Regions from separate parts of the Homo sapiens genome. Here regions 2, 3, 4 and 5 are each linked to region 1. The links are chromatin loops, found by intact Hi-C in ENCODE. Cell type or tissue: A673. All regions are shown on one strand. Each heading gives the region's core, and the rest is flanking DNA. Links, peaks and the distances in the headings are about the cores only.

The links. Peaks named below come from ENCODE experiments on the same cell type or tissue, not always from the same donor. Only the 100,000 strongest peaks of a DNase experiment are listed, where the experiment ranks them.
Region 2: it touches region 1 in a loop (7-fold over the local background); 5 of 110 quality-filtered maps call a loop at or near these places.
Region 3: it touches region 1 in a loop (12-fold over the local background); 2 of 110 quality-filtered maps call a loop at or near these places.
Region 4: it touches region 1 in a loop (12-fold over the local background); 5 of 110 quality-filtered maps call a loop at or near these places.
Region 5: it touches region 1 in a loop (14-fold over the local background); 12 of 110 quality-filtered maps call a loop at or near these places.

Annotation. Positions count from the first base shown.
Region 1 is chrX:139,968,634-139,974,861 of GRCh38, reverse strand. No RefSeq gene overlaps it. Among named protein-coding and RNA genes, the nearest start is that of CXorf66, 6.2 kb to the right of the region's middle. In A673, for the core only: a CTCF peak has its summit at 3,962; DNase peaks (open chromatin) are centred at 2,551, 3,291, 3,911 and 4,361; H3K4me3 peaks cover 1,432 bases; H3K27ac peaks cover 4,822 bases.
Region 2 is chrX:139,551,623-139,557,850 of GRCh38, reverse strand. All of the region lies in intron 6 of F9 (coagulation factor IX), which reads right to left. Among named protein-coding and RNA genes, the nearest start is that of F9, 24 kb to the right of the region's middle. In A673, for the core only: no CTCF peak of the experiment used is centred there; DNase peaks (open chromatin) are centred at 3,340 and 3,840; H3K27ac peaks cover 2,640 bases.
Region 3 is chrX:138,753,381-138,759,608 of GRCh38, reverse strand. It overlaps a transcript of FGF13 not described here. Among named protein-coding and RNA genes, the nearest start is that of FGF13-AS1, 44 kb to the right of the region's middle. In A673, for the core only: a CTCF peak has its summit at 3,160 (motif pointing left); a DNase peak (open chromatin) is centred at 3,158.
Region 4 is chrX:139,563,931-139,570,158 of GRCh38, reverse strand. No RefSeq gene overlaps it. Among named protein-coding and RNA genes, the nearest start is that of F9, 36 kb to the right of the region's middle. In A673, for the core only: no CTCF peak of the experiment used is centred there; a DNase peak (open chromatin) is centred at 3,008; H3K27ac peaks cover 3,837 bases.
Region 5 is chrX:138,773,871-138,780,098 of GRCh38, reverse strand. It overlaps a transcript of FGF13 not described here. Among named protein-coding and RNA genes, the nearest start is that of FGF13-AS1, 65 kb to the right of the region's middle. RefSeq lists an enhancer at 1,086-2,285. In A673, for the core only: CTCF peaks have their summits at 2,668 (motif pointing left), 4,221 and 4,425 (motif pointing left); a DNase peak (open chromatin) is centred at 4,378.

The DNA of each region.
Region 1 (6,228 bases), core at 872-5,871:
AAGGCCTTAATGACCATCTGTAGCACTGCCAAAAGGAAGGGAGATTGAGGTGGAACTTTATAACTGTGGGTCCGGAATATGTATGAGCACAGGAGTCAATGAACAATGAAAACCTGAGGCCATAGGAGGTGTTTCAGTTATCTATCGTGCATAACAACCATTGCCAAAACTTAATGGCTTAAAACAGCAACCATTTTATTATCTCACATTGTTCTAGTAGTGAACTTGTCTCAGCTGGGCAGTTCCTTAGCTGGTTTCACTTGGATTATCTCACGTGGTTGCAATTAGATAGTAATGCAACCAGGTTAGAGTCATCTGGAATGCTTGGAAGGTTGAGCCTTTCTCTTTTTCCTTGTATATCAAGACCTTGCCACTCCAGGTGGCCTTTCCAGCAAGGTATTTAGGCTTTTTTTTTTTTTTTTTTTTTTTTTGAGACGGAGTCTCGCTCTATTGCTGGTATTTAGGCTTTTTATATGGTGACTGAGAGCTCCAAAAATTGCATATTTCCTTCAAGCCTTCACTAACAGTTTCTACATGGCCATTTCAGCTTTTGCCCACTGCCACATGTTTTAGATTCTTGTTACGTCAGCACTCCACTTTCACATATTAATTTCTATTTTGGTCACTTTTTTTTTTTTTTTTTTGAGACAGAGTTTCACCCTTGTTGCCCAGGCTGGAGTGCAATGGCGCTATCTCAGCTCACTGCAACCTCCGCCTCCCGGATTCAAGCGATTCCCCTGCCTCAGCCTCCCGAGTAGCTGGAATTACAAGTGTGCACCACCACACCCAGCTAATTTTTGTATTTTTAGTAGAGACGGGGTTTCTCCATGTGGGTCAGGCTGGTCTCAAACTCCCAACCTCAGGTGATCCACCTGCCTCAGCCTCCAAGGGCTGGGATTATAGGCGTGAGCCACCACGCCCGGCCTTGGTTACCTATTATTACATAACAAGCCACCCTAAAATTTAGTGGCTTAAAACCATTGTATTATCTATCATGGTGCTGTGGGTTTATTGAGCTCAGCTGTGAAGCTCTGCTGGTCTATCTTGGGAGCCCTCCTACAGTTGCAGTCACATGATAGCTGAGGCTGGAGTCATCTGGAGGCTTGACTGGGACACTGGTACAGCTGGACTGCTATGTCTCTCCATATGGTCTCAGGGCCTCTACCCTCCACATGACCTCTCCCTGTGGTCTCTGCAGAAGAGTGGCTAGACATTTCACACAGTGGCTCAGGGTTCCCAAAAGTGAGTATTCCAAGAGATAGGAAGCAGAAACTGCCAGTCCTCTTAAAGGCTAGATCTAGAACTGACACAGTGTCCCTTCTACAGCAGTCTATTAGTTAACACCAGTCACAGGCCAGCCCGTATTTAATGTGGGCAGAGATTACACAAGGGTGCAAATGCCAGGTCGTGTGATTCCCTGGGGGCTATCATCAGACTCTAGCTATCACAGAGGGCCAAAGGCAAACTTCACTTACTTCATAATTATTAATTCTTATCTTGGGTTTTGTTTTTATTGTCTGTATGTTGCAATCCAATGGGCAAAACCTGAGTTAGACTTTCAGACTCACTCGACCAGCAGTAAAATCTCCCAAAGAACAAAGATAATCATAATTCACAGTTGCCTCGTTAACAGGTTCTCTCCTTATTCTAGGCCAATGGAAGTTGATTTTTTGCTCTAAAATAAATTCCTGAAAATTTATTCTCACATGTCTTTCAGAACTGTATATGAGAGCCTAAATACATTTCAAAAAGCAAATTTAAAGTTGTTTGATGATCAAGGAGGATTTGACAGTGGACCCATGGTGCAATGGTCAGAAAGATATTTTGAAATAAGCTTCTGGAAGTTCATCCAAATGTGAGAGCTAACTGATAAAAAAACATAAGAGCTAGTTTGAATCCATCTGGTTAAAATTAAAGCCCAATTTCACCATATAATATGGTGTAATACTTGAGAGCTGTTCAGAAGTAGTCAGGTCTAGCAGGTAAGGTCTGGCAGATGCCGTAGGTAAAGTCAGGCAAAATGTGAGGTACCGAGAGGTTAGCTGCCTAAGGCAGAGGTGAACACATTATGCAACATCTATGCTGGCTTTTTTTCTGTTCCTTACATGCACCAACCTCTGACCTGACTTAGAACCCTTTCCCAAGTGGCTCCCCCAACCTGGAATGCTCTCTCTCTGCCCCATCAACTGATGCAACTTAATGCCACTAAATTTGAAAACTTTTACAAATTTGACAAACTCCTAGAAACCTACAACGACATGCCATTTTAACCTCATTAGTTTGGCCAAAATTTAAAGTTCTGGGAACTTCAAATGGTAGCAAAAGATGTAAACCAATGGAAACTCTCATACATTCCAGTAGGAACATGAACGGATATAATACAACCACTTTGGAAAAGGATATTAGGTTGTTTTGTAAAAGTTGAACATTTGTATTCACTATAATGCAGCCATTTGTTTCCATGTATATTCCCTAGAGAAACTTTTACACCATGTCCCACAAGTCATGTACGTGAGCATTTATAGCAGCATTGCACGTAATAGTGAAAACCTGGAAACAAGCCAAGTGTCTATCAGCAGGAAAATGAATGAGTACATTCTGGCACGTTCATGTGCCAGAATTCTATACTGAAATCTATACATTGGTGAAATTGGAATAGAATAGAATTGAATGTATAGAATTCTATACATTGGTGAAAAAAGTACTGCAAGTACACCAAGCAACATGGATGAATCTCACGAGCAACTTTGAGTGAATAAAGCAAGTCACAGGAGAAACGTAAAATGTATAAAATTCCATTTGTATACATTTCAGAACAAAGCAAAACTAAACACACATACTTTTGGAATAAAACAGTAATGAAAATCAAGGGAATGAAAAAAAAGGATAGTGGCTATCTCAGGGCAAGGAGACAAGAGGATAGGGTCAGAGAGGAGCACCCAAGGAGATTCAGTGGCATTGGTGGTGCTGTTTCCTTAAGTTAGTTGGTGCATTCATAAGTATTGGTTTTATTATTTAGCTTCATAAGACATAGATATACATTGCCTTGTGTGCAATCGTATTCCTGTAATTTGTTTTTCTTTGTACATAGTTTTCTAATGAAACTTTTTTTATAGTTTCCGTTTATATTCCCAGCTTATTTTCAAAACCTCCTGGCTTTGCCACTTACTACCTGTGGGAATTTAGACATGATACTTAGCCGTTCTGGATCTCAGTAGGCTCATCTGTAAAAGGAAGATGATAATGCAATGATAGTGCCTACCCAGCTGGCCTCCACCCAAGGGATTGCCGCGAGAATTCCATGCCTGGCATACGGTGGTGCTAATATGCGCTAGTTCCTCTGAGGGACACTGCATTCCGATGAGCAAACCCTCCAACCTGAACTCCTTGTAAAGATTTAGTAAAAGTAGTCAGCTTTTGGCCGGGTGCGGTAGCTCATGCCTGTAATCCCAGCACTTTGGGAGGCCGAGGCGGGTGGATCACCTGAGGTCAGGAGTTTGAGCCTGGCCAACATGGTGAAACCCCGTCTCTACTAAAAATACAAAAATTAGCCGGGCATCATGGCCGGCGCCTGTAATCCCAGGTACTCGGGAGGCCGAAGCAAGAGAATCGCTTGAACCAGGGAGGCGAAGGTTGCAGTGAGCTGAGATCGCGCCACTGAACTCCCGCTTGGGCAACAAAGCCAGACTCTGTCGAAAGAAAAAAAGAAAGAGAGGGAGGGAGGGAGGGAGGGAGGAATTAAGGAAAGAAGGAAGGAAGGAAGGAAGGAAGGAAGGAAGGAAGGAAGGAAGGAAGGAAGGAAGGAAGGGAGAGTCAGCCTTTTTACGCGGTGGTGCGAGGGGACTTGTGTTTCCTCCTCATGTCCTTCCCACTTTTCCTCTACCCCTGGAGAAAAAAAAAAATCTGTAATCATTAGAGCCCTTTTCAAATGCAACCTTGGGTCATTAACACCTTGATGTTTGTGTTCCTTGCCCACACGATGGCAGAATAGGCAAAGAAGTGTGAAATGGATACTAGAATGTCAAAATCTCCCTTAGAGGATGGTTAAAACCTTCTAGAAAGCAACCTATTACGATTTCATTAATGTCAGTCACTGAACAAATTGAGGCTGGACGACAATTGAGATCAAACCAGCTATTCATTCTTTATGTGGTAATAACTAGAGCACATTAACAGACATATGGCATATGAGATTTAAAAATAAACGAAACATAATTTCTAGTACTACAGATGCTTCCTACATGTTCTACCTGAGAGCTCATGCATATATGTGCATGTGTGAAGACCCTGGAGGGCACGCATGTGTACACATGTTGTGAACGTATGCAAGTAAGAATACACATGCCTTTGCACTGGCAGGGAAGTCTTACTGGCTATGCACAGAGATATAAGAGGGGAAGCTGTTAACAGTCTTCTCACCAGAAATGTCCATGCCTGCAAAGAGGAGATGTATTGGTAACTGCTGGCAGGGGAACATTTAAAATTCCAGTGAACGTAGGTGTCAGATTCATTCTACCTCAGCAGCATCCCCTGTGCTACAGAGGTGTGGCTGGGGGCTGCTGTCCCGAGAACAAGTATGCTGGGTCTGGCTTTGACCCATCAATCTGAATTAATGGCTCAGGGACCTCCGTGCTATTATCCTGTTGTTTATATACACACATCACATCAATTTGTATTCGTTAGAGCCCTTCTGGTTGAAAATGACACAAAGCCAGTTCCAACCAGTGAATCAAAAAAAGGACTATATTAATACATATAATCAAACCACTAGAAGGGCAGCAATGCAGATGGCTGTAGGAAAACAGGAATTGTAACTCTCCTTGGAAGACTCTCCATCTTTCATCTTTATGTTTCTCTTTATGTCACTTTTATTCTTTGTTTATTTATTTTGAGACAGAGTCTCACTCTGTGGCCTAGGCTGGAGTGCAGTGGCGTGATCTCGGCTCACTGCAACCTCTGCCTCCTGGGTTCAAACAATTCTCCAACCTCAGCCTCCCAAGTAGCTGGGATTATAGGTGTGTGCTACCATGCCCAGCTAATTTTTGTATTTTTAGTAGAGACGGGGTTTCACCATTTTGGCCAGGCTAGTCTCGGACTCCTGAACTCAAGAGATATGCCCGCCTCAGCCTCCCAAAGTGCTGGGATTACAGGCATGAGCCACCACACCCAGCCACTTTCATCCTTTCTAATTAGCTTACTCCTGCCATCAGGGGCTGTGTCACAGGTACCTTTGGACATCTTTTCCAGGTTTACTGCGCTGGTGGTAAGGGAATTTCTCAGCCCAGATTGTTTGAAAAATCTTTGGGGAAAACTTCTGATTAGCCTGTCCTGAGTCACATGCCCAACTATAAACCAATCACTATGGTTAGAGATGGGAACCGATTACTGGTCTAGCCTGAGCCACATGCTCACCCTTGTGGCCAGGAGAGAGGGATACTATAATTGTTAGTTCTTATCAAGACCATTTGGTTGAGGTGGAAAGAAGTGGTTTTCCAAAATGATAGATTTCCTGCCCCCAAGAAGATAAAACAATTCATTATGTCTGTGAAAAAGAGAAGGAAGGACTGTAAAGTTCCATATATATGTATATATGATCAACCCTATTGATTATATTTTATGTTATTTACATATTCTACCTCCTTAATAATTTTGTGTCCACTTGATTTATCTTGAGCTGAAAGTTGTGTAGTATAACTTTGCTTCTATCTATTTGTTCTTATATCTCTTCTACTTTTTGTTTCATAAAGTTAAACACTAGAGTTGATTGGCAACCACTCACTTTCCATTTGGGGACTCTTCTGCTTCTCTTTCTGGCCCCCATTCTCAAATTCCCTTCAGTCCCTGACTCCTGATATTAACAACATAGGTATTATCTGCTGGCCTACTTTATCAACTCTCTAAAAGTGGGTACTATACCCAATAATAATAACATTTCTTGACCACTTATTTTATTTTATTTTATTCTATTTTATTTTTTTTGAGATGGAGTTTTGCTTTTGTTGCCCAGGCTGGAGTGCAATAGCGCGATCTCGGCTCACTGCAACCTCCGCCTCCTGGGTTCAAGCGATTCTCCTGCCTCAGCCTCCCGAGTAGCTGGGACTACAGGTGCCTGCCACCACACCTGGCTAATCTTTGTATTTTTAGTAGAGACGGGGTTTCACCATGCTGGCCAGGCTGGTCTCAAACTCCTGACCTCAGGTGATCCACTCTCCTTGGCCTCCCAAAGTG
Region 2 (6,228 bases), core at 1,130-6,129, 420 kb after region 1:
ACAAAAATGCAAAGCAGTAAACCTCAGATGCACGACCTGTCTCAGTGCAAAGCCCTGCGTAAGTACGCCGGTCATAAGACCATGTGTCTGGCTGTAACTCCAATTGATTGTCAGCATCAATAAAACTTGGCCAACACTGTTATATACTGGTATTGATAGTTACAACTGAACATATTTGTTTAAGCAATTGGAATTAAGAATTCACATGCAATGATATCACGGTCCTTCTCCTCTGGTTAGTGTATTGGGGGGAAATTGGACATCTCTCAGCTCAGTAGGCTAGTTAGGCCAGGATGGATGACATCCACAGCCCCTGGGCAGAGAGATTATGATGTAGCTAGTCTGACTCCTGACAAAGACTTGCTTCCTGGAGCTTCTACTACTTTCTGGTGGATGGCTAAGAAATATGGTTGTGTTCTTTTAAGTCTGAAGAGCATTATTTTTGCCAACCCCTGACCAAACATCCTTGCCAAGGAAAAGGCCTAAAATATATTTGCATTTAAAGATATTACAAACTACTTGGTTTTGGAATGTTTGGCCGTTCAGGATCATAGCTATCAAAATATTAGCTATTTGGGGTATGAGATGTCTGCTCGGTCAAGGACAAGTTCTTAAAGACATCATGTTGGGGAATAATGGGGAAAATGGGAAGGCATATGCTCTGAGTAAGACATCTGAGTTATAATCTGTCAAACATTTTTGTTAGTCATAGTCTAATGGGAGCCTGTTTTCCCTCTTTCAGACTCACACATACACAAAAACCAACAACACACATGCTTCTACAAAATATACATTCACATCTGAATTTATGCTCTTCATTGACAATGCCAGCCCAGAACAACAGCTCTTACCCTTTGGTTTTCTTCCTAACCTTTAACTCCAACGTAACCGTTACCTGCGATTTCAGTAAAACCATTATTCTCCCTACTTACCCACCCAAGTTGTACAATAAAGAGTGTTTGCTCTCACTCATATACAAAGCAAATTCATTTGTTTGTGATGTACAGCTTGCTATGCCCACAGATGTGGTTTGCCTAGTCCTTTGCTCTAGGTCATTTGACTGGGAACAGATGGGATGCTCACTTTGGTTTTTAATGGTTAACTAGTCATTGAAATGCATTTCATCAAATAATCTTAGAGGATAATTGTTTAAATGTCTGTCCAGACTAGCTTTGTAGAGCCAGGTGCGATTACACATGTCACGTTCTTATTTCTCTTAATTGAATTTTTATCATCTGAGATAGGAATAATAGAGGGCTTTTTCAAGTGAAGATATTACTATAGTCTTAAGACCTTAGTGTAACATCCTGGCCCCTAAGGAAAAACAAGTTCTGGTTCATACATATAATAACTTTGCATGTTATCTGCCACTGAGATGTGTCCTAATCGAACAGAAAGGATTGAATCTCTGTAGCTAGCTGTACAGGGCAAGAGCTGTACAGGGTACCTTTAAAGATAGCTTCAGGCCAAAGCTGAGGAAAGTGGATGGAGACTGGGGAAAATGCTAAGACATTTTAAAGATTTTCTTTAGGTCAAAAATAGAATAAGAAATAGACCATTTCCCTGGACATTTTCTGTAGGTTAATACGGTTAACTATCGGTAAATGCATATGCTACAACTTAATATAAGCATAAGGAAAGCTTAATCACTTGGCTTCCATTGTATTCTTTTTTTTTAATCTAATAGAATGATCTTCAAATTGTTAAATGTAGAATAAATACGCCACACACCGAACTGAGGCCTATGGTAAAACAGAAAATGGAAAAACCAGGTACTTCACATAAAGGGCCAAATAGTTCTTCGGAAATGTGGGAGGAATTTTTGGGGCCAGTTTGCGCATGCTTAGAATTGTCAGCTGGCAGGGTCATGGGCATGGGATCCAAACCAAATTAAAGCTTTAGAAAGCCAAAATGCGGTGTTGCTTCTTTAAATCTGTCGGTTTTGAGCTGTTGATGAAAGCTATCTAGTAATACAGGCGTTGCAGTTTCCCTTTTTTCACTAATATTCAAAGGTTTTCATTTCTTCCCTACGTGGCGGTATGCAATTCAAGACTTGTTTTAGTTTACTACACCTCTAGACATATACTAACTCTAAGAAAAACTCATTTCTGTTCCTGTGTAGTGCATTTAACCCTCTAGCTTCCTCTTTCTACTCCTGAAGTATTTCTTCAGAGACCCTGCTTCCTTTCCCGAGTTCTCAAGGAGCTCTGAGCCCATCGCTGGGCATCTGGAGGGAAACTGAAGTACCTCCTTCCATTGGCCTCACGCCGTTCCTGTCCGGAACCTTCTAACCTTGCGCGACTTTAGAAGCTGGCCCGGCCCGCCAGTGCCTTTGGCTTTAGGAGGTAGCAAACAGGATGGGGCCGGCAGCGCCGTTCCGGAACCATAGGGGGCTCCTGGGAAGCTACCATCGCGAACAAGGCGCGGCTGCGTTGGCCCTTGGCTCCAGCCTGGCAAGCTGAGGTGAAAGCCCTGGAATAAGGTAAGAAATGAGCGTGACCGCAGACGGGATACGTGCTAGGTGAACATGGCTCTGTAGGGTCTCAAAGCTGGACAGGATCCCAGCAGTCCCTTAGCCTGCTCTGATCTCTGGCCAGGTGAACAAATGCCCTCTCCCTGAATGGGGCTATCTAGCCGCTGCTGTCCCCAGTGACAGAACAGCTCTTTAAGTCAACAATTCCGACAAACATTTGTTCAATCAACATTTGCTCCCAATGCTGCCCAACCTGCGTAACCAACCCAGTGGTTGTTGGTTGGAAAGGGCTTTCTTAATGGAGGTCAGAATCGTCTTGCCTGCTTGCAACTTTCACCCTTAAGTCCACAAAGAAGTTGTCTTCCCCTTTCCCTTGTGGCTCTTGCAAACAGCTCACCTACACCTTTTCTTTAACAGACTAACCATTTCTAGTTTGTTCAATCTGTTCATTACTCCAGATGAAAGTGAACTCTCTATGTTCTTCTTTGTGAGATTTCTTCACCAAGTGATCACTTTATTTCCCACCCTGGCTAATTTGAAAGATAAAAGAAACAACTCTGAAGAGAAAGGTTCTTATGAAGCATCAGCATTTTGAAACACTCTTTTCTAGGTGACACTGCTAAACAGTATTTCATATTTCAAAGCTAGATATATAATGTTTTCACCACTGAAGCCCCAGCTGTTGCTTGCTTTCTCTTGATGCCTTAGTCACAGCAGGTTTGCTGCAGTCTGATCTGCAATCAAATCTAGTATTTCCTCCCTGCAGATTAACCATGACATGGTGGAGCTGGCCCATCCACAAATGAGGAGAGATTCTGGTTTCTTTCATTTCCTGTTTCATTTTGTCTAAAAATGACTTTTATACACTCAATTTATCTCATATTTTTGAAAACCAGTAACCATTCATAAGGAACTGGATGGAGGTGGTGTGGAGGAAACAATGCAGAAGTATGACAGGGTCTTTCACAACTATTCTGGAAAGTAGCTCAGCTTCTTGCCTTTGGAAAAGAATAAAAGTGCTTTGAATCTGTACACATCAGTAATCTTAGTTCATGTGGATGAAATAGGGAGTGAACATATGTGCATGTGTATGTGTGCACATGCATGTATGAGTGATCTTGAACATTCCAAATGATCTTAGCTAGGCTTGACAGCAAAAAGACAACAGGTACAATAACTATAAGTGTGCAGTGAGGTCATGAAATGATTTGAAATAATGTGTATCATTTATATCTTCTCCCTCCCGGAACAACCACAACCACCATCTCATAGTCTTTTCTGCTTGAAAAGAAAATAAGGTGTCTGCTTGAGTTACTAAACTTTCTTTCAGGAAACATCTGCATTGTTAATGCATTGGCAAACATCTGGTTTAAAGGGGGTGGGTGAGAAACGGAAATGATGTGACTAAATTGAGCCTTTATACCCTGTTCCCCTTTTTAGTTCTGATTTAAATGTATTTGCCATTTCATTTCTGGAATGACAAGGAGACAATGCTAAACTCACAAAGCAGACATCCTTTTTTTTTTTTTTTTTTAATCTTGGACTTTTTTTTTTTTTTTTTTTTTGAGACGGAGTCTCGCTCTGTCGCCCAGGCTGGAGTGCAGTGGCGGGATCTCGGCTCACTGCCAGCTCCGCCTCCCCGGTTCACGCCATTCTCCTGCCTCAGCCTCCCGTGTAGCTGGGACTATAGGCGCCTGCCACCACGCCGGGCTAATTTTTTGTATTTTTGGAAGAGACGGGGTTTCACTATGTTAGCCAGGATGGTTTTGATCTCCTGAATCTTGGACTTTTAAAAACGGAAGTTATCTTCTTAGCTAATATATTCTCCTGGGTTCTTGGATCCCCTACTCTGAGCACTGTTCTATGTCCCACAAACCCAAGGAAGATAATTGTCATAAAGTAGGATCTTTTGTTGTAACCATGTTATCCATGGAAGTTGGACACATAATGAATGAAAATACATGAGAACACAAAATGACAAAATTAGAGAGAATAGATACATGGATATTAAATACATTGAAGGCATAATAACAGTGCTTGCACTTAAGAGGGATTGTTCCAGGAAAGGTTCATAAAGAAGGTCAATATTACAGAGTTGTGAAGAAGAGTAAAGATATGGATGAGTGAAGGAAGGGGTTATGGTAGGTAAGGGAAGCAGTCCTCATAGGGTGCAATTAAGTAGAAACAGAGGAGGTAAAAAGGAACATACAGTGTCCCATTTATGAGTTATAAGATCAGGTCCAGCAAATATTGTCTTTTTAAAAAGCAAAGGTAAAAGAAAGGGAAAACCTTGATTGTGATGTTCTGCCACTCTTTGATACCATTCTCCACAATGCTTGTGCAATTATACCTACCACCCCATCCCCAGGTATATGTGTAATACCTTACATCCATTATGTTGAAAAATGGCAGGCATTCTCAAGAATCCTGGATAGATACACAGCTAGTCCCAGAAAATTCCAATGCTGTTAAAACTGAGGACATTTACCTGATTCTGGCTTAAATTGTCACCAGTTTGATAATTGCAAACTTTAAATTTATCAGTCTCTAATGGCAGAGATTCTAACCTCAGTAGAGAAATCCATGAAATTACTACTAAATCATGACTGTGGCAACTAGGGAGTTTTAAGTTACACTAAACTATTATAAGTGCTATCCAATAGAAATTTCTGCAGTAATAGAGTGTTCTATCTCCGCTTGCACTCTCCAATACAGTAGTTACTAGCCACATGTGGTTGTTATGTGCTTAAAATTTGGCAGGTGCAATTGAGGAATTGAATTTTTAATTTCTCTTAATTGTAGTTAATTTAAATTTAAATAGCCATATGTGGCTAGTGGTTACCTATTGGACAGCACAACTTTATATAAGGACCATCCTGGCTTCCTGCCTGGGGAGGGGGGCCAAAGAGGTGGGTTATTTCTTCTCACAGACGGAATCTCTTAGGCTTCAGCTGTAGGCTAAGTTACAACCCAGATTTTGCTACAAATGTAGCTCTTGGTTGTTAAATGAAAAATGTGCATAGGTAATTCTACATATGTAGGTTGTTTGCAGACTACGCTTGGAGAAATGTCTGCAGAGCACCCGGGAAGGACTAGGTACAAGTGCATTATTTGGTGTTTTGAACCCCGGCTTCTGTAACAAGTTCATTTCCTTTGGGCCAGTGTTTTTCTTTTTCTGTTTTTTGAGATAGGGTCTTACTCTGTCACTCAGGCTGAAGTGCAGTGGTGTGATCACAATTCACTGCAGCCTCGACTTTCCAGGCTCAGGTGATTCTCCCACCTCAGCCTCCTGAATAGCTGGGAGCACAGGTGGGAGCCATCACACCTAGCTAATTTTTGTATTTTTTTTAATTAGAGGTGGGGTTTCGCCGTGTTGCCCAGGCTGGTCTCAAACTCCTGGGTTTAAGCAATCCTCCCGTCTCAGTCTCCCAAAGTGCTGGGATTATTGGCATGAGCCACTGCACCTGGCCTAGTTTTCAAACTATAATGTGCATCAAAATCACCTGCAGTGCTTGTTTGCGCACAGACTGCTGGGCCCCACCCCCTAGATATTCTGATTTGGTAGGTCTAGTGTAGAGCAGGAGAATTTGCATTTCTACGTTCCCAGGTGATTCTGATGCTACCACGAGAACTATAGTGGTAGATCAAGACTCTCTCTCATGCCCTGTTTCTTGGAACCTAGTTCTTGCCTTAATCCTTCCTCCTTGAGTCCCTTTCTTTACCCCCTTTTAAATAATCCAATTTTTCTTAGCCTA
Region 3 (6,228 bases), core at 478-5,477, 1.2 Mb after region 1:
GAGTAAGGCAGGCGGGACTGCACTGAGAAGGTTAAAGATTACTGCATCTCCCCTGGAAACCAGGGCCTGAGAACAGCAAGCTGATCTTTTGTAGCTGCTCCACATATTTTCTTTCTCCTCAGCCAGCATTAGAACTTCATTCTTCCCTTGTTTGCTTGTTCAGAGAAACAGGTGATGAGAAAAGCACACTTGAGGTGTCTGGAGAGCAATGCCCTGCTTTGCTTACTATAAATAGCTCCCTCTCAGCCAGTTGCCATAAATGGCATTTTACAGGGGAGGCAACCAGTTTGAAATAAGCCCTAAGGAGATGTCGGGGCATCAATATTCGCTTGGTGTATGCAGTGTTCCCAATCTATTGCAGAAGGTTAGGAGTGTTGAGTTCTTGAAGCAAAAGTGGTTTTGTCAGATACGTGATGCCATCCCAAGCCCTTGGTCAGGGAATCTGCAATTACCCAGAAATCTGCTTTTTTAATTTATGAACCAAAAGCCAGCAATGACTCAGACCAACCTGCAATGGAAACCAAATGTGGACTATGTGCAGTAAATATTTTTACGCTCTCAGCTTCCACTCATTACTTTTTGCTACCCTGTTGGCCTTAAGGAGTTGTCGTTCAAGGAAAGGACCTGCCTGCTGTTCCGGCAAACCTGGAATGTGAGCACTTTTGTATTAAAATGTGTGCAGACCATCCTAAAATGATTAAAAGGAGGAGCATGAATTTATTCACATGAGTCGCTTTCATTATTTTCCATTAGTAAATAGCCAAATAATTGATTGTGGAGCTGTTATTTAATTAGCATAAATGAAATGACTGTTATATGGAATAGAATGTATATATTGATTTTGGCTGTGTCCTTTAACAAGGATAAATTTTCTTACTTCTGACAGTTTTTGTAATCAAAACTCTTTTTTTGCTGAAAAGCAAAAAGAGCTGGGGGACCAGAAAGCTTCAGGGTAGGCTGCAGGAGCCAAGCAGTTTAAGGAGGGGACACATGGTATGCCAAGGGCCTTGCATTTCCTGTGTGAGAGGAGCCAGATTGGACTCATCTCAACCACTAGCTAGTGGTCACTGAGAAGAGAGGGTCGAAGATCCAGAGCAGAGATGAGTGGAGAGCTGCAATGCCAAGCATGAGGACCTAGGAACTTGCTGTGTTTTTCTTGTCAGTTTCAGTGGTCCGGTTGCTGAGGTCTTGGCTGTTGATTGCTCTAGCTGGGATGTGTCTGGAAAAGACCATGCATAGAAATGTACGGTCCTTGCTTTGAGAAGGTAACATTCTGGGACTAAAACCTGGGTGCAAGGGAAGTGCACTGAGCATCAGGAGACATGCTGTGTGAACACATGACAGGTCCTTTTCTCTTCCCCAGAGTACATTCCCCCGGTATGTACATTGAGGGAGGAGGAGAGGACTAGGTTCCCTGAGCTCAGATGGGAGGAAGAAGTGTAGTAGTAGGGACATTTAGGGATCACTCTGGCTTCCCCTGCATTTGTTTCTCCCCTTCCAACTTGACTTTGAGGAGCAGACACAGCTTCCTTATTCCCGCCTAGTAAAAGTTAACTTGCCACAGATTTAGAGCTGAATTTCAGTACTGCATGTGCTAGTTCAGCACAGTGACTAACAGTACAGTCCCTGAAGTACAATTGACCTGAGTTCAATTCCTACCCTTACTACTTTTTTGATGTGCAGCTCTGGGCAACTCAATTATCCTTGATTTTCGTTTTGTCAGACATGGATGTAATAATACTACCAATTCACAGGGTTGCTAAAGGAACTGAAGTAGATCATCCATGTAAAGCAGCTGTCACAGAATCTGGTGTATAGTAGGTTCTCAGTAAACTTTCCTCATTTTCTATTCCTTTCTGCCTTCCTGATGGTCCCACATCTCCTTGCCTGTCCCTCATTGTAGCACTCAGTATATTGTCTTCCTTATTCGTCTAAACAATTCAAGGTCAGAGATCCTGTGTTGGGCATTTTTTGGTGTCTTCCTTCCTGTGCTCCGTTGCCATGTCTCATATACTGCCAGCTCACTATTGGTTCACACACATTTCTAGGCACAGAAAAAAAAATTCACAGAGAAAAAAAATTCACAGAGCAGCTAGCTCTTCCTTCAGGCCTTTGACTGACATTTTAAGGATGGCAGAAAACACAGCAAAATAGTTGTTTTTAGAGTTTCTTGGAAATTCACAGAGGTTCCATGCTGGATTTGAATTCACCTCTAAATGTCTATTCAGCACCAAGTTCAGAAAATTGCAAGCCACTTGGGAGAATATGCCAAGTGGCATGCAGAAAATTGCATGCCACTTGGAATTCAGCGACATACACTATAGGTGATGCTCAAAGGGTGGGGAGGTGGGAAAGGGGTGAGGTTGGCAGGGAAAACCCTGAGGCAGTAGTGATCAATGCACATGATATGTAATGTGACCAAGAGTCAAACCAGGATGCTAGGTATGTTCCTCAGGCAGCATGGGATTAGGTACCAAGCCAGTAAATGGCATACTAGGTGCACAGACAGGGTTGTTTCTCATCGCACCCATCCCCTGCCTCTGTGTACCTTTTGCTCAACTCCTTCGATGTGGCTCCAGTATAGGTCCCTTGTCACTATGCACCATTACACTTCAGGAAAAGAAGCCTTACTGCAGCTTGTGGTGCCCAAGGAAGGCTTCACAGATAACAGAGGTATAATTCAGCTTGGAAGTAGGTAAAGGACTGGAATTAGATCAAGAGAAAGAAGGAGGGTGTTCCAGATGGAGTATATAGTGGACATCACCTGGAGCCAGAAATATGGATGGCATGTTGGGGAAGGAGGATTAGGAGGAGGGACAGAACTGTGAGTTCAACAGGATGACTGGAGTGGGAAATTTACACCCCAGACTGACAATGTAATGTACAATTGTCCCCCAGGCAGCCTGGTATTCCTGAAGGCTGCGGTCTGACAAAGGGCTGGGGTAGGGGAATTGCAATTAGCTAAGAGCAAATGGTTATTTCTAAAAGCATTTCTAGGGCTCCCCATTTCAGTTAGAAACATATGGCACTGGCAAGGGTCCTTGCTTTATTTGGGCCCGTTGCTTAGCCTTCCCTGGCCACAAATTGCTATGGAAAAAAGCAGAAAGGCAGCTGTCCTGCCTGAAGGAGCAATCATTAGCTAATGCTGCCATCTCCAGGAGCCTGCCTGCTAATAGCCAGCACACAGCAGTCCTGCTTCAAACTGGCTGCCCAGGCAGACTCCTCCCACCCCCACCGCAGTTCCCAGTGACTAGTTTGGCTTCTCCAGCCTGAAATTTGACTGGACAGCTGGAGAGAGGGAGAAACTGCCCAGGGCTTCTGGAATCCTTGACTGCCAGCTGCCTTCTCTTTTCTCTGGTTTGACAGGAATTGTAGCAAAGGTTTTCATCTGGAGGATGAGAAACTCCTTTTGTTAGTTTGCTAGAGCTGCCATAACAAAATACGGGGTGACTTAAACAACACTAACTTATTTTCTCACAGTTCTGGAGGCTAGAAGTCCAAGTTCAAGGTTTGGTTTCTTCTGAGGCCTCTCTCCTTGGCTTACAGATGGACACCTTTTCCTTGTGTTCTCAGACAGACGTTTCTTTGTGCATGCATCCCTGGTGTCTCTTTGTATGTCCTAATATCTTCTTCTTATAAGGACACCAATCAGATTGAAGTAGAGCCCATCCTAACAGCCTCATTTTAACTTAATCACCTCTATAAAGACCTTATCTCCAAATATAGTCACATTGTGAGGTATTGGGGGTATTTCAACCTATGAATTTTGTGAGGACACAATTCAATCCATAACACACTGCATACAGTTATCAGAGAGCCCTGATTCTTTTCCTCTCTGAACCTTTGTCTCCCCATCATTACAATAATGGGTTAGAGCAAGAAGCTTGGAGTTCTTGTCAAACAACAAGTTTTGCAGAAAAGAAATGCAAGTTTGTGATGACTTGCTAATGAATGGTGTTTCACAGTTCAGGGTGATTTCTTATTCTGAGAATAAACTAATGTAATTTCATTATAGAGTTTGAACTTGCTATATATTTTCATGTATTTGTTATTTAATAACCATGTTTATTGCCTTATGCAGGCCACATACTAGGCTAAATGTGAGAAAGAAAAAGCTGAATGCATTAGATCATATTTTTGAATTAGTTCTTATTATAAGTTTAGACATGTATTCCACAAGAAATTGTTGGACCTTGAAGTGTAAAAATCAAAACCAATATTGAGTTTATAACCATTCCTCTAACTATTAACAATTGGTTTGTAAGTATAGACTTTGATTAACTTAATTCCCTATAGAGAATTCTCTGGTTGGTTTATTGATTGATTGATTCCTGAATTCCAATAGTATTTTTAATATCCACAATGTGCAAGGCATGGAGTTAGGTGCTAGGGATATGGTGGTGAGTGAAACCAGGAAGATTACTGCCCTCATAAAACTTACTGTCTAGATTGAATCTGAGGCTACTTGTTTATTTCATGAAATGTGATGAGTGTATAGTAAAAGATATGTTGGAGGCTTCTAAGATCACCCCCAGGTTTGATGATTCACTCTGGAACTTGTTGGGCTCAGCACATAGTCATGCTCCTGGCTAAGATTTATTACAGCAATAGGACACACAGCAAAATTAACAAAGGGGAAAGGTGCATGGAGAGAAGTCTGGAGGAAACTACACACAGACTTCCAAGAGTCCGCTCCCAGTGCAATCACACAGGACGTGCTTATTTTCCCCAGCAACAAGTATGACAGCACACATGAAATATTGTCTACCAGAGAAGCTCATTAGAGAATCAGTGCCTACGGTTTTTGCTGGGGACTGATCACATAGGCATCTTCTGCCTGGGATGTACCAAAATTCTAGATGCCCAGAAGGGAAACAGGTAGGGGTTTGGCATAAACCACATTGTTTGTGCAAAACTATTTAAACATAGTGAGGCACTTTTACCATTTAGCAAGTTTTGTATCAGTGTAAAGAACTTTTGCCAGCCAAGTTCCCAGACACCAGCCAAGGGCCAAATGTTGAAGCAGTCCTTTCTAAGGACAGAAGTCTCAGGTCCTGAGACTGGTGAAGTAATGTGAGTGGGGCTAGTATTCTGGAAATTAAGATTCCCAATGGCAGCAGCAAAAGATGCAAAAGCCTAGTGGGAGAGAGAGCCTGACTTACTCATGAAGCTGAAAGTAGTTTGGTATGCCCAAGAGAAGGTGAGGGAGTCAAGGTAATCAAATGGACACTCTTTGTGATACTCATATCCATTTATTTTTTCAAAAAATGTGCATTGGGTGTTATATAAGGAACTGAGGACATAACAGGGAATCAAACAAATATTCATGTCCTTATGGAGCCTCCATTTTAGTGCACTTTATATGCATACACTGAATTATGTCACATCCATTTTACTGGAAATTCTCCAGTCTCGAGCAAAACATCAACATTTACATATATTTCGCACACTCCTTGATAAGAAGAAACACAAGAAGATGCCTTCTACTCAAAATTCCAGTTAAGACTGTGTATTAGTAACCTGTGTGTATTAAATGCTGATAAAGTTGATTCTACTTGGAAACTATTTGTTACCACTATGATCAGAGGCCTTGGCATTTTGTCAGTTGTGAGTCCCATGATCAGAAACCCATTTATGTGCTGGTAGTGTGATTTTTTTGTTGTTGTTGATAACCATAATGAAGAACAACCTGTTAGCTATTTAGAGAGCAGTAAGACACAACCAGTTCAGTAAAGAGATCAATCAGCTTTATTCAAACAAAAGAGCATCATTAGAAGCCTAGCATCAGATCAATTTTGATTAAGTCAACAAGAATGCTGCCATTTAGTAGACTAGAACTATTCTTGTTAACTGTCAAGTGTAGTCAGCCAGGACACATCTCAATCCTGTCTCCATATTATACCACTGAGAGTTCCTCTTGGCTTAACTTGAGGCATTTCATAAAAGAAACATCTACTTTCACAGAGTTCAGTCTTACACTCAGAAATTTACCAGATTTGGCCACAAAACTGAAGAGGTTGGGAAGGTTACAGCATTTATACACTCATCTCATGAATCTTATAGATTGACATTGTTTATTTTCAACTGAATTAGTCTCTTTCAGAACTCCAGTACACTGATAAGGTAGAAAGTTGATTAATCAGATCTATCCTGATGTCTGTACGCTAAAAATCCAAAGTGTAGCTCATAGCCATGAAAATGGGAAACCACTTTTGGAACTGTTACTTT
Region 4 (6,228 bases), core at 1,017-6,016, 400 kb after region 1:
CACAGTTTTTATAAGCATATTACAAATTACTATGAACTGACATACTGGCACAGCAGAAAAATACCATAAAATAAACCTTGGTGGATTACAATGTGTGAATGTGTTGTAGGAGAAATATTTGCACTTAAGAAATGTTACATTTTATTTTACAACACAAAGTATCTGTTACCATCTGTGAACATCTTTAAAGGCCTGGTTTTCTCAATATTTCTATTTCATGAACATTTTGCTCCCTTAAACAACCTTTATATTTTAATTTACAATGTGAATTTAGTGCTCAGTCATAGCAATAATTGAGTAGCTGTACTGCAAAAATGACGAGTTGTTAGTCAAACAATTATATTGTGTCCAGTTGTATGTTGGCAAATGGTAAGCAACTGATTCTCTTTAAAAGACACACCAAAACCCTATTTGTACCATTTGTTGATTTCTATGGTGTAAAGATTCCTACCATGGCAGATTTCAAGCTACCAACATGAGGACACAGAACTGGAAGTTAGGAAGTGATGTGCAAAATTGGTGTTAAAAAAGTGGCTGGTGCAGTGGCTCATACCTGTAATCCCAGCACTTTGGGAGGCCGAGGCAGGCAGATCACCTGAGGTCAGGAGTTTGAGACCAGCCTGGCCAACATGGTAAAACCCTGTGTCTGCTAAAAATACAAAAATTAGCTGGAAGTGATGGCAGGTGCCTGTAATCCCAGCTACTCAGGAGGCTGAGGCAGGAGAATCGCTTGAACCTGGGCGGTGGAGGTTGCAGTGAGCCGAGATCGGGCCACTGGACTCAAGTCCGGGCAACAGAGTGAGACTCCATTTCAAAAAAAAAAAAAAGGGTAGGGGAAGCCACTGGATACCCGACTTGGACCGCTCAAGCCCTTTAAGTTCCTACATAAGCAAACTGAAGCCCAGTGTAAACAGTAAAAGGAGACTGGAGACTTTATCAATCAGAAATCAGCAACTCACCTCTAACTAGGGTATTTCCACTCTAACCAGTTAAATATATTTTGTCTTCCTTCTCTGTCAGCCCATAAAAACTCACTGCTCAGGCTGCTGCAGCAGAGCTCTCTGAACCTCCCCTGATTCTGACTGCTACACCATTCATGAATCATTCTTTGCTCAGATAAACTCTGTTGAATCTTTTTCTTTGTTTTCCTTTTTTATTTTTAATTTTTGTGGGTAAATAGTAGGTGTATATATTTATGGAATATATGAGATATTTTGGTACAAGCATGCAATGTGTAATAATCACATCATGGAAGATGGGGTCTCCATCACCTTAAGCATTTATGCATTGCATTACAAACAATCCAATGATACTCTTTTAGTTATTACAAATGTACAATTAAATTATTATTGACTATAGTCACCCTGTTGTGCTATCAAACACTAGGTCTTATTCTTTCTATTTTTTTGTATTCATCAGCCATCCTCACTTACCCTCCAACCCCCCACTACGCTTTCCAGCCTCTGGTAACTATCCTTCTAGGCTCTATGTCCATGAGTTAAGTTATTTTGATCTTTAGATCTCACACATAAGTTAGAACATGTGATGTTTATCTTTCTGTGCCTCATTTATTTCACTTAATATAATGACCTCCAGTTGAATTTATTTTGTCTAAAGTTTTTCTTTTAACATTGGTTTTTGAGAGTTAGTTTGTATATGCCAGTTCCAGCATACCATTCATTGCACCTTAGGAAATAGATACAACGCTAGGTACATAGAAAGTGTACAGTAAAATTCTTTATTAGAGTGTACTAAGACTTCTGAATTATAACAATCCCACTATTAGGTAATGTGCACCTGTCCTTTTAGCATATCTGTTACTTAAATCTAGATTTTCTAAACTAAGGAAGTGGAGATTCTAATCTTAAGCATGTTCATCTAGGACTAGAAACAGAGTGTATGGAAGAGAACATAGACAACTAAAATATGGGAGGCATATTGAGAGAAACGAAATCCCTGTGGCCAAGAACAACAGTTTTGTTCAGATATTAAACTTTATCACAAGGTTATTTGATTGGGTAATAGCTATAGGGAGAAAGAGATTGAAATGAAAGCTAAGAGCTGAATCTATAAAAATAAGGTACAAAAACAAAATAGCTACCTAAATGAGGACAGAAAGCACAGACAAGAGGGGTAGATACAGCTTATGGAGAAGACAAACACAAAACAGGAGATAAAAAGGCCAGGGTTATAACCATAGTTTCCTAGGCTAATCTTTTTTACATTTCCTAGAAATTAATGAAAACACCTCCTTATAGCCTAGGAAGAAAGTGAATGCAGGAGGCCTTTTTTTTTTTTTTTTGTATTTTTGTCTCCCTTCCTTTCCCTTCCTCCCTTCCTCCCTCCCTTACCTCCCTCCCTCCCTTCCTCCCTCCCTCCCTTCCTCTTTTTCTTTTTCTGAGACAAGGTCTCACTTTGCCACCCAGGCTAGAGTGCAGTGGTGCAACCATGGCTCTCTGCTGCCTCAACCTCCCAGATTCAAGCGATCCTCCCACCTCAGCCTCCTGAGTAGCTGGGACTACAGGCATGAGCCACCATGCCTGGCTAATTTTTGTATTTTTTGTAGAGACAGGGTTTTGCCACGTTGCCCAGGCTGCTCTTGAACTTCTGAGCTCAAGCCAGTCACCTGCCTCAACCTCCCTGTCTCCCTTTCTATGACATATTCCCTTATGTGTTCAAGATAAATATCTTATTCCTACCTTAGATGACAGGGAGTTTTGCACAGAGTTGTGGTTAGTAATGGCTTTTTTCCTTCCTTTTCATTCATACATTGCTACATTCTTAATTTGGCTTCTTACATTTAGAGCTGGGTTTGAATCTTATGAAAATGCATACTTACTTTTGTAATATAGTCCAAGAGGAAAATAGGCTTTTATATATAGATATTTATGAAAGCACGTAATGTGTAAATCATGGGAACTCTTTATCTTTATGAGGTCAGCACTTAAGCCTCTGTGATTATTGATCTAGAGAAGCTAGATGCTGTAGCATTTCTAAAGGTTTAAGAGTGATGGTATCAGGGAGATTTACTATGGTGGTAAATTTTTATGAATTAGTATCTCATACTTAACATTACAATGCAGCAACTGTTTGAATGAAAGCCTTTGGAATCATTAGTATCTTTCCTTCCTTCCTTCCTTTCTTCCTTCCTTCCTTCCTTCCTTCCTTCCTTCCTTCCTTCCTCCCTCCTCTCTCTCTCTCTCTTCCTTTCTTTCTTCCTTTCTTGCTCTGTCACCCAGATGTGAGTGCAATGGCATGATCTTGGCTCACTGCAACCTCTGCCTCCTGGGTTCAAGCAATTCTCGTGCCTCAGCCTCCCGAGTAGCTGGGATTATAAGCGTGCGCCACCACACCCGGCTAATTTTTGTATTTTTAGTAAAGATGGGTTTCACCATGTTGGCCAGACTAATCTTGAACTCCTGACCTCAAGTGATCTGCCTGCCTCGGCCTCCCAAAGTGTTGGGATTACAGGCGTGAGCCATTGTGTCTGGCCTGGAATATCCCTGTTTCTATTTCCAGCTTTCTCTTAACCAAGAGAATAGAAGGATAGCTCTCCTATTAGAGTGGAATGACCTGGCCAGGAGTTTGAAATAGTTCTGTGAAGGCATGGAGAAAATGTCTCTGCCTTCTTCCAGACAGAAGTCTTTGCCTCTTTGTCTACATATGCAAGAAAAGATCTGCCTGCTCTTCTTCACTTTTGATACCTATATTAGAAGTTGAGATTGACTCAGAAATCTCAAGGCAGTCCATAGCCCCAAAGACTGGATGAAAAAGATTTGCCTCGAAACTACCGTAGGAAAAAATGACTAGAGTGATTTGTGGGCCTGGATTGATTGAAAAGAGCAGGGGTCCCACAGTCCTTTGCCTGCTGTGATTCTTTCAATAGTTTCCACAGTTTACACAACATGCTGATTTTTATGGCTTTAACCCTGAGATTTTTTAGATGGCATAAGCCTCAGATTCAAAAAGAGCTCTGATTCCTGATTGCTTTACTCAGAGAGGCCTTTCAGCATCTGTAGTCTGTTTCCCAATCATCCGCAGGTGCAATGCATTGTTAGAATCTCAGCTTCGGTGGGCCTTTGAAGCCTGCCTTCAACCCTCAAACAGCTTCTGGAGTAACCTGCTGTCTCCGTGTGCCGCACGTCTTCCCCAGCACAGTTGCAGTGAATAAAGTTGAATTGTTGCTGGAATGACTGTGTGCCAGATGACACTGTTGAATGTGCTATAGTAGTCAAATGTCACATCTGGAAGGCCCAGTGCCCACAGCTGGGCTAAACGCCAGACACCAGCACCACACGTTTATCCTACATGTATTTACTGAGAACCTGCTATGAGCCAGGGGTTGAAGCTCCAGTTTGTTATCTGACTGCCACTCTGCTTTCCAAGCTACCTTATTGGTCTCCTTGATTTCGTCACCTTTTGGTCAATTAGAGAATTGTTAGTAAGAATTCCAGGCAGTTTTCAGTCCCAGGGTTGTTGAGAGGATTGCCACCAATGCAGAATGCCCCAGCTGCCCTAAAAATATAGACAGTAGAGTTAATGTACTCCAGTTGAAAGCATTATTCTTTCAAAGTGCAGGGTGGGAGACTTGAGCTCTAGTCCTGGCTGTCATTGTGTTATCTTGGGCCTGGCCTTATGTTGCCCTCAATCTCTTCATCTGCTAAATGAGTGGAGTGGATTGGATGGTGTTTAAGGGCCCTTGCAGCTCTGACATTCTTGGATTAGACTGTAAGCATTCGGAACTTGTTTAGCAATTATAATTAGGCAATTTTGTAAACTGGTCTGTTTTGGTTCAGGTAAGTAAGGAAGAACACCTTTTCTTTTTTCCTTGGCAGAGAAAATTGGACAGTACTTCGTTCCTGTCAGTATAAAACAAATAATATTCAAAAGAACTAAAAACAATCACACTTAAACAGCAAGTTAAAATGACTGCATTATATTAGCACACTTTCCTTCACTTGGCAAGAGTTCTATTTTAATCTGTCACTTCCAATATGACGGCAGCATGTTTTAGTCTATTTAGGCAAAGTATCTACAGTAATTTTGAAAGCACTAATGATTCTTATATGGCAACTGCAAATGCCCTAGGTAGAATCAAGCCAGGGCTGGCTCTGAAGACATTGGCTCTTAGTGAGCTTAAAGGCCCCACATGTTTAGTGGTGGCAATATGCCACAGGTGGCTCATGATGAATTCAATCATTTTTGAGCCCATGGCAAAAAGAACTGTGGCTCAGAGATTTATGGGTCCAAGAGCTCCTTTCTCTGCCACAGAGAAGACCAATAACAGGAGTCCTGAGGCCAGTTTCCCATTGGTGCCTTTGTAAGGGGTGGTCTCTATGGAAACAAGGCCAGAGTGTCTTACTTTTACCAATTTTGAAGTGCTGAGGCTACAGACCTTTGGTCATTCAAATTTGAAGTAACGTGTTTAATGCATGAATTAGCCTCCTCCTTAAATCTGAGGCAGACAATTATAGTCTCTTCTCTCTTCCCTTCCTTTAGTCAACAAAAGCAGAACTAATTTCCTTTCATTTTTTCATAAAACCTAAACCCCAGGCATTATTCTTATTTAAGCGTGGCCTTCTTTCACGATACTCGATGCAAGACTAATTGCTACTCTGGGATAAACATGGATTCTGATTCAGCTAACAATTATTGAGCAACTACTGTCTAGCAGTGTAGTAGGCACTCACAAAGCAATTTATACACATTATACATTATTTATATATATATAAAATCTGAATTACAATTTAATGAATACTGTTGGTATTTGGCAGACAGCAATTACTCCTTGACTATTTGTTGGATGAAGGAATAAAAATAAAAACATGAAATCACAGACTAACAAAATTGCAAGGGATTTGGGAGAGCATCCTGTCAAATACTCTCATTATAGAAGTGGAGAAATCAAATTCCCAAATGGAGAGTGACTTATTGAAGGCCATACTCACAGTTAGTTAGACCCAATTCTGTCTCAGGTGGATTCAGACCACTGTCCTCTCTGGGACACAGCTCACACTGCCTTATATGAAAACTGGATAACAGAGCATCAAATCTCTGCTGTGTTATATTGCATTTGAAAACATTTTTCAGAGTGTTTTGTTGAATGTAGTGTTTGGGATGCCTCTCCATGAATGATTTAACAAGAAACGCCTCAAGAAATGTATTTATTTATTTATTTTCTTTGAGACAGAGTCTCACTCTGTCACCCAGGATGGGGAGTGCACTGGT
Region 5 (6,228 bases), core at 528-5,527, 1.2 Mb after region 1:
TGAAGTATTTTATTTCTCCTTCACTTATGAAGCTTAGTTTGGCTGGATATGAAATTCTGGGTTGAAAATTCTTTTCTTTAAGAATGTTGAATATTGGCCCCCACTCTCTTCTGGCTTGTAGGGTTTCTGCCGAGAGATCCGCTGTTAGTCTGATGGGCTTCCCTTTGAGGGTAACCCGACCTTTCTCTCTGGTTGCCCTTAACATTTTTTCCTTCATTTCAACTTTGGTGAATCTGACAATTATGTGTCTTGGAGTTGCTCTTCTCGGGGAGTATCTTTGTGGCGTTCTCTGTATTTCCTGAATCTGAACGTTGGCCTGCCTTGCTAGATTGGGGAAGTTCTCCTGGATAATATCCTGCAGAGTGTTTTCCAACTTGGTTCCATTCTCCCCATCACTTTCAGGTATACCAATCAGACGTAGATTTGGTCTTTTCTCATAGTCCCATATTTCTTGGAGGCTTTGTTTGTTTCTTTTTATTCTTTTTTCTCTAAACTTCCCTTCTCGCTTCATTTCATTCATTTCATCTTCCATTGCTGATACCCTTTCTTCCAGTTGATCGCATCGGCTCCTGAGGCTTCTGCATTCTTCACGTAGTTCTCGAGCCTTGGTTTTCAGCTCCATCAGCTCCTTTCAGCACTTCTCTGTATTGGTTATTCTAGTTATACATTCTTCTAAATTTTTTTCAAAGTTTTCAACTTCTTTGCCTTTGGTTTGAATATCCTCCGTAGCTCAGAGTAGTTTGATCATCTGAAGCCTTCTTCTCTCAGCTCGTCAAAGTCATTCTCCGTCCAGCTTTGTTTCGTTGCTGGTGAGGAGCTGGGTTCCTTTGGAGGAGGAGAGGTGCTCTGCTTTTTAGAGTTTCCAGTTTTTCTGTTCTGTTTTTTCCCCATCTTTGTGGTTTTATCTACTTTTGGTCTTTGATGATGGTGATGTACAGATGGGTTTTTGGTGTGGATGTCCTTTCTGTTTGTTAGTTTTCCTTCTAACAGACAGGAACCTCAGCTGCAGGTCTGTTGGAGTACCCTGCAGTGTGAGGTGTCAGTGTGCCCCTGCTGGGGGTGCCTCCCAGTTAGGCTGCTCTGGGGTCAGGAGTCAGGGACCCACTTGAGGAGGCAGTCTGCCTGTTCTCAGATCTCCAGCTCGTGCTGGAAGAACCACTACTCTCTTCAAAGCTGTCAGACAGGGACATTTAAGTCTGCAGAGGTTACTGCTGTCTTTTTGTTTGTCTGTGCCCTGCCCCCAGAGGTGGAGCCTACAGAGGCAGGCAGGCCTCCTTGAGCTGTGGTGGGCTCCACCCAGTTCGAGCTTCCGGGCTGCTTTGTTTACCTAATCAAGCCTGGGCAATGGCGGGCGCCCCTCCCCCAGCCTGGCTGCCGCCTTGCTGTTTGATCTCAGAGTGTTGTGCTAGCAATCAGCGAGACTCCGTGGGCCTAGCACCCTCCGAGCCAGGTGCGGGATATATTCTCCCGGTGTGCCGTTTTTTAAGCCTGTCGGAAAAGCGCAGTGTTAGCGTGGGAGAGACCCGATTTTCCAGGTGCGGTCTGTCACCCCTTTCTTTGACTAGGAAAGGGAACTCCCTGACCCCTTGAGCTTCCTGAGGGAGGCAATACCTCGCCCTGCTTCGGCTCGCGCACGGTGTGCTGCACCCACTGTCCTGCACCCACTTTCTGGCACTCCCTAGTGAGATGAACCCGGTACCTCAGATGGAAGTGCAGAAATCACCTGTCTTCTGCCTCCCTCATGCTGGGAGCTGTAGACCGGAGCTGTTCCTATTCGGCCATCTTGTCTCCACTTTGGATGTAAGCCATTTTAACTGGGATGTGGTAATATCTCATTATAGTGTTGATTAGCATTTCTCTGATAATTATGTTAAGCACCTTTTCATATATCTGTGCCATTTGTATGTTTTCTTTTGAGAAATACCACTGTCTGGCACTCCCTAGTGAGATGAACCCGGTACCTCAGATGGAAATGCAGAAATCACCTGTCTTCTGCGTCGCTCAGGCTGGGAGCTGTAGACCGGAGCTGTTCCTATTCGGCCATCTTGGCTCCTACCCCCACCTTTTCAATAAGTTATTGCTGTTTAAACATTTTTATGATAGCTGCTTTAAAATCCTTATCAATCAGGTAATGCTAACATCTAAGTCATCTCAATGTTATTATGAACTGAGTATCTTTTTTTTTTTCATTTATGTTTTGCGTTTCCTGGATCTTGGTATGACAGGTGATATTTTTGTTTGTGTCCTGGACATTTTGGCTAATATATTGGGAGACTATGGATCCTATCTAAATCTTGTATTTTTAGCAAGAAGTCACTCCATTGAGATTTGGCGTCAAGGTTCTGGCCTACTTTGTGAGTTGAGGCTACAATGGCAGTTTAATATTTTTAGAGCTTTCGCGGTGCTATTTTGGTCGGCATGGTTTATCTGGTGCCTTGGGAACTCCCACTGGTCCTTGCTTGTGCTGCCTGAGGGAGCAGACAGGGTTTTCCCAGGCCCACAGAAATAAAGAACCTTCCTTGGTAGGCCACTTGTCGTGGCTGGGCCTTTCCCATCATTTCCACCCACCTGCTCCAGCATCCTCTGGCAGAAGAAGGGATTCTTGGGTCCTTTTTTCTCCTTTGTTGGGACAAAAATGCTTCACGTACAGGGCACCCTCTTGTGGTAGAAATCCCCTGGTTGCTGTTTCCTGGATACCTGATGTCTCTCAAAATGGGAGAGAGTGTCAGGTCCGTAGAAACAAAAAACCTTTTTGGACAAGGTCTGCTTGTTGGGGCAGGATACCCATTGCCAGTACTGCCTGGCTGCCTGGTGTTTCACAGTAAGGGAAGAGAGTCCTGGGCTGTCAGGGAAGGAGAGTGCTTCCCCTGGCTACTTATTATTAGTAGGGCTCCCAATCATGTCCCCTTGCTGCCATTCCCAGGTTCACCTGATATTGTGAGAGGAATTACCATTTGATCCAGTAAAGAAGCAAGCCTACCTGGGCTGCCATCTGCTGTTCTGTCAGGGATCAGGAAATGCTGGGTCTGTGTCACCTTGTTCTGTTGGATAGGGGGAGGATCATAAGACACCCTGCTACTGTGCTATTTATCCAATACTGGGATCCTAAACCAGTTAGCCAGCCTTTTACCACCTTACAGAGTTTTCCTCTAGTTGTTGCTTGCATTATTCCCAGGGTTCATATTTGTATTAATACTTTGGGCAGAGGAGCAGGGAGAAATACATCTACACCATCTTGTCTGGACCAGACATCTGATTGTAGTTTAAAGGCCTAAAATGGGAAGCAAAGAGAGGGAGAGGAGAGTCAACAGAGCGAGGTCCCAAAAAGTGCTTAGAGAAAAGAACTCAGAACACAGATGAGGATATAAGTATTAGCAAAGGACAGAGAGGAAAGAAGATGCATATTCAGATAGGTTTATAGGTTTGGTAGCAGGAATTTGAGGACATTCTTAGCCGATGAATCTACTTACTTTCCTGTGAAACAGAGAGGCAACATAAGAGCCCAAACTCGATGTTTTACATTTTTGGTTATGAACCCCAGTTGCACTTCTTACCAGTTGTGAGGCCTTTGGCATATCACTTAAATCCCTGTGTGCCTCAGTTTCCCACAAAATGGAAATTAAAACAGCATATATCCTCATAGGACCGTTATGATGGTTAATTGAAGTGAGTTAATATTTGAAAATGCATTTAATATGGTATAAGTGTTTGTTATGTAGGCAAAAATATCTCGTAAGGTTCTTACGAGATATTAAATAAGATAAGCTCTACAATGTGTGCAGCAAACTGCCTGGTATATAACATTCAGTGTTACTATGATTTTCAAAAGTATTCTTTGCAGGCTTAGGATATTTTCTTGAAGTAAAATCATAGGTCACAATTTGCCAATCCCATGTTTTTGTCAGAGAGGGTCTAGGTGACAGTGGGCACAAATACATAATATCAGTCTTGGTAGAAATAGTAGGGATGGGGAAGCTGCATATGAGGAACTCCAAGATGCAGTTGGAGCATCTATTTCCCTGGGAAGCTTTAGGCAAGTGCCCAAGGCCCACTGAGCTTCTCCAGCCTTAGCATACATTTTGCTATGTTGTATGCAGCTTTCTGCCCTCCTTTTCTTGAAGTCTGAGTGCTCCTCCAGGGTAGAGACCGGCAATAGGAAAAGGTTTCAACTCCCTCACATCACAACATATCTCCATGCTATAATATACACCCTCTCCCAAAGTAACATTTGAAAGTCCCTGAGAAAGCCAAATGGACTCAAGTGTCTGGAATATGTTAATATGGGCAGTCAGCTGCATAAATTGCAAAACAGAAGTCATGCTTCTATGTATTCTGTGACAGCAGAAAAATCGTAGGATCTTCTATCACGATGGGAAAGGAATACAAAGAAGAATTAGTGCCATCTTGTGGAGTGATATATCATTACCACTTAAGAGTCGCCAGTGAGAACTGGGTTATATTTTTTTAGTATCTCCCGAGTCCTGGTCTGCAAGAAATGCTTGAAAATTACTTGCAGAATTAAATGAATAAATGAGAGACGAGATAAGAATTGGATGGAGACTTTGTTAATTTAAACATCACCTTGATAAAATGTTTGACGCACTGTCCATTGCGATTTGGAGACCTTTAAAAATGGTGTTGTAGACACCCCAAGTCATTATTATGTACCTACCATAAAGGAAAATGAAGAATAAAATATTTGCATTAAGAAATCAAGAACTATGAACTTTTTCTTGTCCTGGCCTTATCAGTAGTAGGTGAGTAAACTTTCTAATGGTATTTTTCTCTTCCTGATTATCAATGTGCTGCAAATTAATAAATCATTCAAAGAACACGAAGAGCTGGGGCACAGTGACTCATGCCTGTAATCCCAGCACTTTGGGAGGAGAAAAAGGGTGGATCACTTGAGGTCAGAAGTTCAAGACCAGCCTGGCCAACATGGCAAAACTCCATCTCTATAAAAAATACAAAAATAAGCCAGCGTGATGGCGCATGCCTGAAATCCCAGCTACTTGGGAGGCTGAGGCACAAGAATCACTTGAACCTTGGAGGTGGAGGTTGCAGTGAGCCAAGATTGCACCACTGCACCCCAGCCTGGGTGGCAGAGCAAGACCCTGTCTCAAATAAATAAATAAACATTTTAAAAATAAGAAAAACAAAGAGCATGAAGAATATGGGTAGCTTCGGAGCAGGTGGGTGTTGTCCATATTCTATTAAGTTTAATGAAAATAAATTGCTGACAATCAACTATTTTGACCTATAACAATGTCAGTTTCTTATGGATTGGCCTAATATTTTAAATCAGTTCACTTAATTTATTCTGGGTATATGATAGGTCAGGATATTGTAGTAGGCCCTAGATGATACAGGGACAAATAATACATGGGCCTTGCCTTTAGGAATCTTACCATTTGGTGTGGAAGTGGGCACTTAGATACCATGCCTTCTATTTTAATAATTTCTGTTAAGTGCCAACAGTGTGGAGTTAAGCCAAATTTTGTGGAGGTGCTATGAGAGGTCTAGGAAAGCATAATGGTTTGGAATGGTGGGTAAGAGCAAGGACTCTGGCACCAAACTCTCTCAGTTTGAATGTTAATTTCACTACTTACTAGATGGGTGACTTTGGCCAAAGTGCTATGCTTTTCTATTCCTCAGTTTCCTCATATATCAAGTGAGATCACATACTGCCCACCTCATATGATTGAAGCAAGGGTTAAGTGAGTTCCAAAGTACTTGGAATAATTCCTCATGCATAGCAAGTTGTGTATAAGTTTTAGCTGTCTTCGTCACCATCATCAGTCATCATCATCATCATCATTACCATCATCACCTCTATTCCTGCAGAAGTATTAGAGTTGTGTTTTGTAAGCTGAGTTAAATTTCATTATTCGTTTTTTCTTTTGAAAACGTTGCCAATAATTTATTTATTGAGTTCCTATTTTTCCCAGTTCCTGTGAAGAATGGGTAGGAATACCCTTACCTACTTTTTTCTACTAGATCATCATTTTTGTAAATCTGGGCCTGAGGCAAGAGCTTTACAGGCAAAAGCATGGGACAATGAAAGGACAGAGGACAGTAAGACTGTTGTCATTGGAATGAATGGCTCATGGGGGCTTGTATCAAGTTATGGAGAAGATAAGCCAAGACTTAGATTATTTGTATCTATTCACGTGTATATTTGTGAAGGCAAAACCTGTTCTCGGTTGGCTTTAACAAAATCAGCTGAAA